Regions from separate parts of the Homo sapiens genome. Here region 2 is linked to region 1. Evidence: chromatin contacts called from ENCODE Hi-C data. All regions are on one chromosome and are shown on one strand. Each heading gives the region's core, a stretch centred on a gene start or an enhancer-like site at or near the end of the contact. The rest is flanking DNA. Distances are from core to core; before and after follow the strand shown.

Region 1 (6,452 bases), core at 2,659-5,158:
TAAAGTAGGTAACACAACCATTAATTCCTTTTCCTTGTTCTATTCCTAAATTAAGCCCTATCAATATTAAAGTGAATGCTTTACCTTCTGGGTCAAGCCAAGATAAAGCAATTAGGCAAGAAAGTACTCCACATCACTTTTGCAAATAGTTCTATGGTGTATCCTCTTTGGATGCTCAGCTTAAATCCCACACCAGCTGAACAGAATTTCTTATCTCTTTCGAAATCCTTAATATTAATTGTTGGAAATACTTATTTTATGCTAACTAGGGGTTGCCCTTAGTTCTCATTTTCTAGTTGATTTTCATGGGAATAAGTTTTATTTTCACAGATAAACCATAAGATCCTTGAGATTAGGAATCTCATATCTCTACATCCATCTAATCTTTATCTATCTATCTATCTATCTATCTATCTATCTATCTATCTATCTAGTTTTGTATAGGAAACATTGATTCAGACAGTGCCTTCTTAGAATGCAGGTTGTGGGAGGAGGCAATCAATATTTCTGAGGAACTGAATATTACTGCCACTAGCTTCAAAGTCTTTTTTTCATGTATATGCTAAATTCCAAATACTTAAAAATTAATGCACATTAATATCCTCCAGTATGATCAAATTCAGTGATTCATGAAATGCAATCTTCTAGTTATTACCATGTTGAATCCTCATATAACCTCAAAGGGAATAAAAAACTAAAAATACAACAAAGCCCAGTGGTGCCCAATCAGTAAACCTAATGTTAGTATCTATTTAGAGTTTTGTATTTAAAGAAACTAAATCATGGGCAATATATAAAGTTTTAGAAATTTTAAAAAACTTTGTGTATCTGATGTCATATTAAATTTATATTGAATAATCACTTTTGTTGTTTCATTTATCTAGCCAATGCAGAAGTTTTAAGCAAGAAAAAAAAGTCACATTGAAAATATCAAGAAGGTTGTAGCTGTAGGCTGAGAAGTATAAATATATAAGGATGTCAGTTGCTAAAAGGTATGAGTTTCAAGTATTCTGTCTTTACTTTCATTTTATATAGCTCTGGTCAATTTCACAGCCCCAACCAGTACTGAACAGGGAAATTGGAAAACTGCAGAATTGATTTGCAGAAGTGAAGTTCTATTTTCTTTTACACCTTCTTCATCAGAGTTGCTATCATTCTTGTGTTGTGTGGTATTATTGAGAGTAGCCTGGGTATAGCTGATAATTGCTAAAAGTCATTCTCTTGAAATGAAAGCAGAAAAAAACAAGGAGCCTTCAATTTCTCATTTTCCAAATTTGATGCTTTCATAATCCTTCATTTTTGCTAGAATTTAAACGTAAAAACTTTTCTTCTCTCAAGCAACCATGATTATAGCAATTCTCTTTGCTTGTGATTCCTAGGTAAAAAAAAATATTAAAATAATAAAGCTCTAAGTGTCTAATTTGAACTAAATATAGGACCTTCAAATATTCTGGTTCAGTTTTTCAGTTTCCATCCTTAATTGATTTTACTTTAAACTTTAAATATAGGAGTAAATTGCAATATAGTACTTAATACCTTAAGATGAAAACTGGTTTACTTTTGCTGCTCTTTCCAGATGTGCAGTAGATTCAGGAGGTTTTTACTAAAATTCAAATTAGAGGTGTTTGAAAACAAAGCTGTAACCTTTGGCTATTTAGTATCAATCCTGAAAAGGAATCTCCCCAGTATTCTTACAGATCATTGAGAAAGAATTGTTGTGGTACAACTGACTGAATTTCGAGATCCTCCTACATATTCTGTGTTTTTTAAAAATGCATTTTAGTGATGATTAAATCTTTACTATGTAATGCCATCTGCCCAGTAGAATGGAGTCCATTTACAGTGTCATATAAATGGCAACTTTTTACCTATAATTTTTTTTCTATTTATTTTTAGATTGGCTTTTGTTCTTTGTATTCTGCTGCATCTCCAATTTATAAATCTTTGTGGGTCAAAGAATCAGAACACTGTCTTCTCACTAATCAAACAATATTGTCAAGTCTGTTTGTTACTAAGTTGAGAATTGAATTTTTAAAAAATTGGCCAAGTTTCTTAAGGCTTAAATAGATAGATGGCTACAAAACAACAACAAAGCACAAACAAAACTCCTCTATTTTAACAGATTTGAAAAGGTTGCCAGATAAAATACAGAACACCCAATTAAATTTAAATTTCAGATAAACAACAAATGATATTTCAGTTTAAATATTTCTCAAATAATGCATGCCCTGTATTTTTATTTGCAATATCGTCAGATGTTGTCAAACCCTAAGGATTAACGCCATTTTTTTCCTCAATACTAACCATATTGTCATAAAGTGCTACCATTTTAATAAATTAGAAAGCAACATCATAAAAACGAAAAAATAAAGTTATGAGTAACCAAAATTAAGTCAATTTCATCTATCCAGAAACGTGCATACAGGACATTCACAAAGAAGAAATTATAAGTGCATATGTATATGCAGAAACCCCAGTCATGAGGAAACACCACTTCCTGTTAACTTGCATGGGATTATAGTATTTTAAGTTCTAAATTTCTCAGCAGACCTAGAAGACAGAACTGAATTGTTTTTCATAATTATTTCTCTTTCTCAATCACAATTTAAATTCCAAGATCCTTTCTTTATCAAGAAGTTCAACGGTTTGATCTTTTCAGTGCTAGAAAAGTTATGCACACGGGCTAACTATATGTCTACTAGAAATTCTTCCCATTCGCTGATACTTCCTTACATTTTAACATCTAGAAATAGCATTCCCAATGTTAGCTCATTTGCACCTTACATTTATTTTTAAAATATGAAACATCTATAATGTGCCAGGCACCCCGTTAGATGTTAGAAACACAAGATGAGTAAATAAAAATTCGTCAACAGTAAAATTTTGATTTTCTTTCCAAAAGGTTGCAGCCTATGAAATCCATGGAGTACGGATTACTATTACTTCACGTTACAGATGAAGGATCTAAGCGCTCAGGGGTTGAAAGGTCTTATGTCAGTTCTCACATATAGTGACTAAAGAGCCAGGGCTTCAGTAATCATCCCTGGCTCCGGGCTCAGGGCATTCCGGTATTTTTTCAAAGGAAATTCCGGAATACTTAGTATTGTATCCCCTCCATTTCCCAAGAGCAAAAAGTAAAGCATCTTGGATCCCCTTGTAATGTTCACGTGAGGAACAGGTGTTCTCTGGGTGTGCTAGAAAAGCAAGGCACCAGTGGGAGTTGAAGATCCTAAGCAGCCGCTGTAACCAGACCAAGTTAATCTGTGGAAACCAGAGCACCCGGCCAAGGCGATGCTATTTCAATTGGGTGTCATAGGTGACTCATCAGAGACGCCTTGCTTTTGGGCCTTGTGATATTTTTCTTCAGGGTGGGACGTCAGATTTCCTTTGCATTTTTGGACAACAGCCCTCCTGTCCATTTCCACATTTTTCTGGTTTTACAGCTCTCACGCAGAGCTTGATTTCATACCGGAAGCTAGTCACTGGCAGGAAGTTTACGGAAGAAGAAAAAGGTAAAAAAATGTGCCGGGGGCCAGGAGAGAGGCCTAAAATGGGGAAATTCGCACTTGAAGAGCTTTCCCTACCCCAGCCCCTCAGAATGACAGTTCTCCTCCGCCAGAAGACTACCTCTCCCGGCAGGCACTGCGCGCTCGACGGCCACAGGCTGGCCAGCTCCCTGCTCTCCACCTCCATCCGAATCAGCCAATAGGAATTCCCGGCTTGGGCCTCCGCCCGACCCGGACCACGCGGGAGCCGGGGCAATCAAACTACATTTCCCGACACGCATGTGCTCGCGTCGTGGCCAATCAGCGCCAGGAATTCGGAGGCTAGGGGTGGAGCCAGATGCACAGGACACCCCATTGGCCAGGGGAAGCTTAGAAGAGCCGGAACCCGGGAGCTAGAGAAGCGAAATGACATTTCCTTTTTAAATAGCTGGAGTCGGGGCCCCATCGAGAAATGGCCGCGTCGGCAGGTGGGTCGTGTGGTGGCCAGGGCGGCGTGGAGGGAGGTGAGGGGGAAGGTGGGCCGGGGCCGGCCACAGGCAGTGGGATGAGGACGTAGCGGTGCGGAGCTAGAGGGAAGGATGAAGCGGTGGAGGGGAATGAGAAGAGGGAGGATGAATGGTGCGGAGGGCGGTGGGCGGTCCGGCGGGACCGGGATGGGGAGGCTGGGTACCCGCCGGCGCTGCGCCCCAGGAGGCAGCGGGAGGCGGCTTGAGGGGGCACCGGCGGCCGCCGTTGTTCGAGCTTCCCTCGTGAGGCTCTGCCCTCGGCTCTCGGCGGAGTCCGCGCAGACGCCTCTCCTGGGCTGCGAGCGCGTTTCCTCCGCGAGCACGGGTGCCGGGCTCGCCGGGCTCCGCAGGAGCAGGCTGGCCTTTGAACTTGTTCCGCCGATCGCGCTCCGCCCTCTGTCTCCCAGATCCTTAACTCGCGGTCCCACGAGGTCGTGCGTATATCCACAGACATTTGTATATATCTTGTAGGGGGAAAAAGCCTAGCAAGCAGACACACAAACAGAAAAATCCCGCGATGCCGTAACTGGCTCGGCACTTCTTGTAGTTGTACGATTTTTCTCCTCCTAGATTTAAGTAAGTCTTCCCCAACACCGAATGGGATTCCATCTTCAGACCCAGCCAGCGATGCCATGGACCCCTTCCATGCTTGCAGTATTCTTAAGCAACTCAAAACAATGTACGATGAAGGACAGTTGACAGACATTGTAGTGGAAGTGGATCACGGGAAAACATTTTCCTGTCATAGAAACGTTCTTGCTGCAATCAGCCCTTACTTCAGGTATGATGATGGTAGGAACTTCTGTTGGTATCTGCACCAAGCTCCCTTTCCCCCTCAGTATTGTCCACTTGATGTTTATATTGAGATGCGATAATGAAATGAAACCAATGACTTTGTTTCTTGAGACTAGAAAACAAGTCCTCTCTTAACTAAGACCTTCTTTTGACTTGAGGGATTCTTCTAGATTTCGGGTGATTGCTTTTTAAGTTAGTGGGCCTGTGTGTGTGTGTTTGAGGTAAATGACCAGAAAATCTAGACTTGTGCTGGTCAGTATGGAAGCCAGTAGCCATGTGTGGCTGTTTAAACTTAAATTATAAGTTAAATAAAATAAAACATTTAGTTCCCCAGGTACACTAAATACTTTTTGAGTGCTTGCTGGTCACCTGCAGCTAGTGGCTGCCATATTGGGCAGCACAGAAATACAGCATTTTCATCATTGACAATTTTATTGGACAGTGCTGATCTAGAATTTCTTTCAAAAAGTTATCCATAATGCATGTTTCTTTAGTGTATGGGACTCTTTTATAAAATAGTTTAAAACATGTAGCATGTTCCTTCAAAAACAAATTACCACTCAATAGATTGTTTAAATGCTATGGGGGTCAAAGCAAGAATGAATATAGTTTCTTTGTGCCTAAGGCCCCAAATTAATAATATCCAAGATTTCTAGAAGTATGTTAAACGAAGTTTTTGTTTTTACTTATATTGTCTACTATAAAACTTTTAAAAGTAAAATTTAAAAACTTGGGTCTGAAAAATAACTTCCTACTTTAAGATGAGTGGAAAAGGCAGTTTTCTGCATGGGCTTAACTTCTTTTGTGTCAAATGCTCACTTTAAGCCTTTCAGTATTCACAAGTGGTGCATAAATAATAGTAAAGTTATCAACCACACTCTGAATGTGATTTTTCCTTTTGAAGGTGCTTACCTTTATAGGGCACATAACCATATAATGTTCCAACAGTAGTTTCTGGTTCCTCTTTCTCAGAATACTGGGTTAAATATAGTCACTTCAGTCTGATGCTTGTGATGTAACCGTTTAGACTTGCCTAGGGTAGGTCATTGGACTACTAAGTATTAATCATCGCAAGACAGTGAGCTGGAAAGAAAAAAAAACTCACATATGCAGAAGGTATGAAGTTTGGCCTGGTAATGGAAACTTCTAGTGAGATTCACTTACCCAGATTATCTATTAGATATGGTTAGGTCATTTGTATGTTTAAATATATGTCACAGTTACTACTTATCAAGCTCTAGGCTAAGCTTACTTTACATGTATTGCCTTATATAATCTTTATAATCCTATCTCTGCATAGTTGTTGTTCCATTTTACTTATGAAGAAGCTGAGGCTCAGTGAGATTGAGTTTTAATAACCTGCCTAAATCATCTATCCAACAAGTAAATGGCAGAGGCTACATTTGATTACAGAGCCAGGCTTCTTAGTAGCCATATGACTCTTAAGGAACAAGAGTTGGTACAGTTTCCTTTAAAACATTTTTATTGTATATTGCATTTGAATAGTAAAAACAAAAACAAAACAAAACAAAACAAAAACTGCAAAGTAAAAATGTCTATATCTTACTGAAATTTAATAATCTGGATTATATCATTTAAATGTCATACTTATGTATGCTTACTAAGTATACTTATTAAGTATAAT
Region 2 (6,452 bases), core at 2,070-4,569, 3.1 Mb before region 1:
TTCATTTTCTCTGTATTAAAAATTCTACTCCGTTACTGAATAAAGCTATGATATGTTAACAACAACAAAGAAAACTGGCTTGATTTGACCTACTTTAAATGAACAAGAAGAGAGACTAAGGCCATGTAAAAAAAATGTTCATGCAGATTCCTGTAAGATTTATCGTTAGACCACCACAGCTCATGTTATTAAGATGAATCACACATATTAGCCCATTGTGTTACATTCCTTATGGTAAAATAACACCTGGTCCCTCCTTTCAAAAAGCTCAAAGCCATTAAAACAATTTTTAAGGTCAACAATATTAAGGAGACACATAAAAGGTGGGTGGAAGGAACAATAAGATGGTTTGATTCCTCCATGTAGATATTAACCTCTCCTAAGATACTTCTGACTGGTCTACATAAATTGCTGATGCCAAGGTAAATTACGTGCACCAAAATTAAATTTAAAATTTTAAAAGGAAAATAAATGCAAAACATCATGTTGAGGTCCTTTGTCTTTTCTCTCTATTTAAATGTTTAGAGTAGTATAGTGCTAATAAAGTCAAGGTGAAATGTCCATCTTGCTTTGAAAAACCAATTATCTTGGCTAAAGAAACATCATTTCATAGTTGAACTGCAGCAGTTATCCCTGTGTTGGGGCCACAGAAGATGGAAGAAAGTGGGCAAATGCAATGGCACTAATGAAAAAAAAACCCAAAAACAAAAGAACCCTGTGCCCACAAATGTCTAATTAACATTGGATCAGCAATTGAAATAGGAATAACAGCAGCAGCAAACACTTGCACAGCATTTATACCACCCTAGTTGGTGACCACACAACCCATTTGTTTCTTTTCACTCTGAAAAGTGTCCTGGTTTACACAATAAATTAAATGGTCACTCAACTTCAAAGTGCTTTACATATATTATCATGTTTCATCCTTGAAACAACTCTACAAAGTGTGTACTATTATCTTCCTTTCACAGATGAGTTACTACTCACCTCTGCATTCACAGAAAAATATATACAATTACATTATTAGAAAGTCATAATGCAGCTCCATTATTCTGTCATATTATTCGTAGGCATATTAAAAACCATTATTTCACATTGCAACAAGTACATATTCATGCATTACATTTTTCTAAGTTAAAAAAAAAAGCTACCGTCAAAACCAGCAAGCTTTATTAAATAGAATGTAGAGCCACATTCCACCCCAACCCCTTTCTCCATCTCTCATCTGTTGCTCTGGCATATCAATATATCACCTAATGTTCTCTGTAGTGCAAAAAGTGCTTCTGAAATGATTTCTATCAGGGTACTAACAATATTTAGCATCCTTTAAATTAACACATACAAAATACAGTTAACATAGTTTAAATTAACAGTGACAACATCCACACTGTTTTTCAGCTAGCCAGACTGCTAGAGTTGGCAACAAGGGAAGGAGAGAAAATGGCTTTGTCACAAACTACCTGTGTGACTGCAAGTCACTAACTTCCAAAGACCTCTACTTTTTCACTTATAACATGACAGTAGTGGTGAAAATATCCAGTCTAGTAGCTATAGCTACTCTAAAGCAGGGCAGTTCCTCAAACTGAGTGCAGGAAATAAAGGGCTGCTTCTTCAAGAGCTCCCAGTCCAACTGGATACGCAGACCCAGAGGAATGGATTACATGAAGGGACAGTGATACAGGCACATCAAATTTGTAAAAGACATTGGCTCTTATGTAAGCTCCATGGACAGGTACTGGTACTCCTCCAAGAGCTTTCCAGGAGGATGAATGAGATATCAAGAGCATCCACTTCTATCTTCCACACTAACATCGCTCTAATCCAAGCCCACATTTCTCTCATCTGGAATATTTTGCATTGGACTCCCTGTTTCCATTCTTGCCTTCCTAGAATCCATTTTTTATGCAACTCAGAATGATCTAAAAGATGAATTGGATCACTAACTCTCCTGCTTACAATCCTCCTATCATTTCTAAATGCCCACAAAGGACAATTCAGTCTCCTTTCCAAAGCCTGCAAGGCTCCTCCTGAGCTCCCTTTTACCTCCTTTTGCATCGTACTCCTCTTGGCCCACCTGGATGCAGTCCTGTCCCTAGATCCAGCCCAGTGGCTTTCCTTATTTCCTCTAAAGGGTGCAGAGCTTGTTTTCACCTCGGGCCTTTGCACTAGTTGTTGTCTCTATCTGGAATACTTTCCTGGGCTCTTCATGTGGTTGAACCTGTCAGGTATCACTGCCCTCCCCCATTACTCTCTGTCCTCATTCCATCAAGTTCATTCTCAGAACTTAATTACATTCCTTTTCAGAAATTATCTTATTTACTTATTTGATTGCACACTATGGCTTCTTTCCCCAAAGCAGGGGCCAGGGCCCTCCTCTGTCTAGTTCACTGCAAAGTAGCCAGGACCTCGCATTGTGCCTAGAAGGTATGCAATAAATACTTGTTGACGGATCACACATACCACTCATTTCAGCTTGATTTTTTCAAAAGCTCAGCTGACAAAAACCATGTTTATAGAGGATTGTCTGAAGAAGTTGTAGTTTGTCTTTCCTCTATGGTCTAGATATTCAATCAAAAAACCCTGATTTGAATCAAGCCAGATCAGCAGAGCTACCCACTACCCACCTAAACCACATTGTCCATTGATTTTATTTATTTATTTTTAGACAGGGTCTAGCACTGTTGACAGGCTGGAGTGCAGTGGTGCAATCATGGCTCGTTGCAACCTCAAACTCCTGGGCTCAAGTGATCCTCCTGCCTCAGCCTCCTGAGTAGCTGGGACTACCTACAGGTGTGTTCCACTCCACCTGGCTAATTTAAGAAAATTTTTAGTAGAGATGAGTAGCTGAGACTACAGGTGCACACCACCACACACGCCTGGCTAATTTGAAAAATTCTGTAGTATAGATCATGTCTTGCTGTGTTGCTTAGGATGGTCGCAAACTCCTGGGCTCACGTGATCCTCCTGCCTTAGCATCCCAAAGTGCTAAGATTGATTACAGGTGTGAGCTACCACACCCAGCCTCTACTGGCTTTAGAATGTCTTTCTAAATTGTGATTTAGCCTTCTTTTACCTAGCAAGGGATGTGCTACAAAACAGCTCTATGATCTTCAGTGCTGAAAAGAGGTTAAGGATATGACACTGGCTTTCATTTATAAAGACCTCAATGATAAACTTTTCCTCTAGTTCAAATCAGAAAAAAAAAGTGCTTTTCCTGGGCATCTAAGATTGCCTTCTCTCATGAACACTAGATCACAGAGCAGACGAGGTCCTGCCTCTCAGAATGGCCTACTGGAGAAACAGGTCACTTACAGCTTGGTTAATTAATGTACTAGACTTTATCCTCCTGCATTTTGAGGATCACCCCACTTCTGACTTCCCTTTATTTTTCCTAATCTCAATGTTCTTTTTGTCTTGTTTTCTAATCCGTTTAATTTTTATATTTTCTCATTACAGTGAACTGCCTTAAATGTTTTCTAGCATAAGGCATATAAATAACGTATTAAGGGTGACAGCAGCAATATGCATAAAATAATATGGCTAGTAGGCAGAAGGTCAACTACTTCTAGGAAAGAAAAGAGGGGATTTTTGAGGTGGGTCTTGAGGAATAAGTGGAGTGTCACCTGATAGAAAAGGCAGGAAAAGGCAACCTGTGCAGATTAAGAGAGAAGGCAAAGTCCACATCAAAGGAAAGTGGAAGACAGATTAGTAAAACAACTCTGACATTAATATTTACTGAATATTAATTATTATGTGTTGGACTCAATGCAAAGCCCTTTACAACTTTTTGTGTTTAATCCTCAAAACAATCCGCTGATGTGGATTTTATTATTATCTCCGTTCAGAGACTGAAGCTGAGACAGTCTGTAAGTGGCAGGGTAGAGATTCCTGTGGCTTTTAAGGATGTGGGGGGGCACTTGACTGCAGTCATTACTTTAGAACTCATCTTCTGTCCCTATCTCCCATCTGACAAAGCCTGTTGCTCCTTTGGACATCTCAATCTCAATAAATAGAAAAGTAGCACTAACAGGCACACAGTGAAGTCAAAAACCTGGGATCATCCTAAATCCCTTCTCCCACCATCCATTCAATACCTGAAGTCCTGACATTCTACCTCACAAATTTCCCTATTTCCCTCCCACCTGTCCTCTTTGCATTCCCTCTTGGTCACAGTCCTCATTGTCTCTCACCAGGGCCACTGCAGAAGTAGCAGACACAGGACGCATAATAGTGAAGAGCAGGAACTCGGCAGGTGGTCTCCCTGCCTTTGACCCTCTATAACTACTATCTGTGCGACCTTAGGCAAGCTAACCTGTGTCTGTTTCATCTGTAAAATGGGGATAACAATTAGAATAATACCTAACAGCACTACGTAAACGTTAGTAAGTGGCGAGGAAACTTAGCTCCTCATTTTCTCTTCCTCTAATCATTCTGCACATAACAGAGACAGTGTGTATGTGTGTGTGTGTTTTTTTTTTTTTTAATGAGACACGGTCTCACTCTGTCACCCAGACTGGAGTGCACTGGCGCGATCTTGGCTCACTGCAGCCTCAACCTCCCAGGCTCAAGTGATCCTTTCTCCTCAGACTCCCAAGTCCTGGGACTACAGGTGTGTGCCACTGTGCCAGACCAATTTTTTTGTATTTGTAGACATGGGGTCTCACTATGTTTTCCAGGCTGGTCTTGAACTTCTGAGCTCAAGAGGTCCGCCTGCCTTGGCCTCCCAAAGTGTTGGGATTACAGGCGTGAGCCACTGTGCCCGGCATGTGTGTGTGTTTTAATGCCAATCTGATTAACACCACACCAGTGTTAAAACTTTTAATGGATTCCTATTGCCCTTAGAGATCTCTGGCTCATAACTTTCTAAATTCTAGCAATACTTGTCAGCTTTGAGTTCTTCCAACATCTTGGGGTCTTTATACAAGTGGCTACCAACCCAGAACACCAGTCCAATATCTATTTATTCTTCAAAAATGGGATTAACTTCGAGGAGGCTTTCTCATTTCCATTGATTGGATAAATAATCTTTGTTACATGTTCCTACAGTTCCCAACCTTGTACTTCCTTGTGGTAATATTTGTCACTCTTAAAACTCATTAGTCAATGTTTCTTTCCCTTCAGACCAAAATTTTGGAGAGGGAAAAGTTCTTGCTTGTTAGTTCTGGGTTGTAATCCCAAAGCCTAGTCCAGGAAGGATAAATATCCACTAAATAAATGAAACTGGAATGAAGCAAAGCTGAAATTCCACATGAAGTTCCTGGGTCTTTAGTAGCCTCCCACCTCCACTACTCTTTATCAGTCTGGAAATTTGGGCCTATCACTGTTCTTCCCATGGCCAGGCCCTTTAATGTGGAGACCCTGGTGGTCTTCAACTCTTAAGAAGTGGCCTCTCCACAGGCATTTACAGTTACCGGTCACCATCTCCTGAAAAACACCCAAGAGCCCTAGATATCCCCTTCCCAGATATCAAAGGACCTCCTTCCTCCCTAACCAGATACCTTGTAGGTTCTCCCTCCAGTTGCCAATCATGCCCCTTCCCCCAAAGTGTCACCTTATTTCCGCTCTCAGTCCATAGACCATCTCCCTTAGACTGTCCACAAACCCAGCCTTTGCCCCTCTAAATTCATCCCAGCTGACAACCACCCTTCCTAACACACACACATACATCTTTTATCGTCCTGATCTACCCTAGACGGTCTCATCACTATACTGGCTCCTCCTTACCCCCGTAAATCTCCCAGGTACACTTCCTGATCACCCTCCGGATACCTCATCCCTATCTATTCCTTTTATAAATAATTCCCTGCTCCTCCTTCTCACCCACAATCCACTCGCAGTTCAAGGCCTCATTGCCATCGACTCCACTGTCTGTGAGTGCTTCCCAATATGCCCCAGGACCCCTCCTGGTGTCACGCTCTGTATCCTGACACCCCTTGTAGACGAGTCCCGAAATTCCCGCCCCGTCCCTGGAGCTCCCACTCCCTCCCAGACCTCCACAAACCTTCCAGGCCCCCAGCCCTAAGCCCGGCACCACTGTCCACCCTTCGCGGCTCCTGGGTCCTCACCGCGCCCCTAGACAAACCCGGACTCCCTCTGGTCCCACCCGCCCTTGCACCGCTTCTAGCCGTCTCGGCCACCCACGTGTGTTCCCAGCCCACCGACCACGCTCCCGGCACACCCTATAGCCCCGCGCTGCCTCCGGGAGAGCGGACGGGGAAAGCCGAGGGTCTCCGAGGGGCGCTCGGGCTCTGGCGAGAGGAGGAAGGACTCAGGGAAGCAGCCGGGGAGGCCCGGGGCTCCGGGGAGAGGTCGGGAAGGCCGAAGCGCTCTGGCGAAGAGGCCGGGGAGGCCGAGGGGTTCCCGGAAGCGGGCCGGGAGGCCAGGGGTCTCAGGGGAGGCCCAGCGGGCCGTGCAGCGGGCGCGTGTGGCGGCGAGCGGGGCCTCACCGTCAG

The links. Hi-C counts contacts between places; a loop is a spot of excess contacts on that map. Pooled maps may share reads with other maps.
Region 2: a loop to region 1 is called in a pooled map, with 9 times the contacts of the local background. The contact joins the promoter of THOC7-AS1 here to the promoter of KBTBD8 in region 1. A Hi-C loop is called at or near these places in 8 of 50 pooled maps.

The regions. Positions count from the first base shown.
Region 1 is chr3:66,994,399-67,000,850 of GRCh38, forward strand. KBTBD8 (kelch repeat and BTB domain containing 8) reads left to right here and starts at 3,909. Exons shown (of 4, transcript NM_032505.3): 1 at 3,909-3,973; 2 at 4,583-4,793. The coding sequence starts at 3,958. RefSeq lists enhancers at 3,567-3,666, 5,630-5,729 and a silencer at 4,007-4,326.
Region 2 is chr3:63,857,326-63,863,777 of GRCh38, forward strand. THOC7-AS1 (THOC7 antisense RNA 1) reads left to right here and starts at 3,320. Exons shown (of 2, transcript NR_104326.1): 1 at 3,320-3,671; 2 at 4,174-4,494. THOC7 (THO complex subunit 7) reads right to left here. Exons shown (of 8, transcript NM_025075.4): 1 at 6,447-6,452. It also overlaps a transcript of ATXN7 not described here. RefSeq lists a silencer at 6,199-6,418.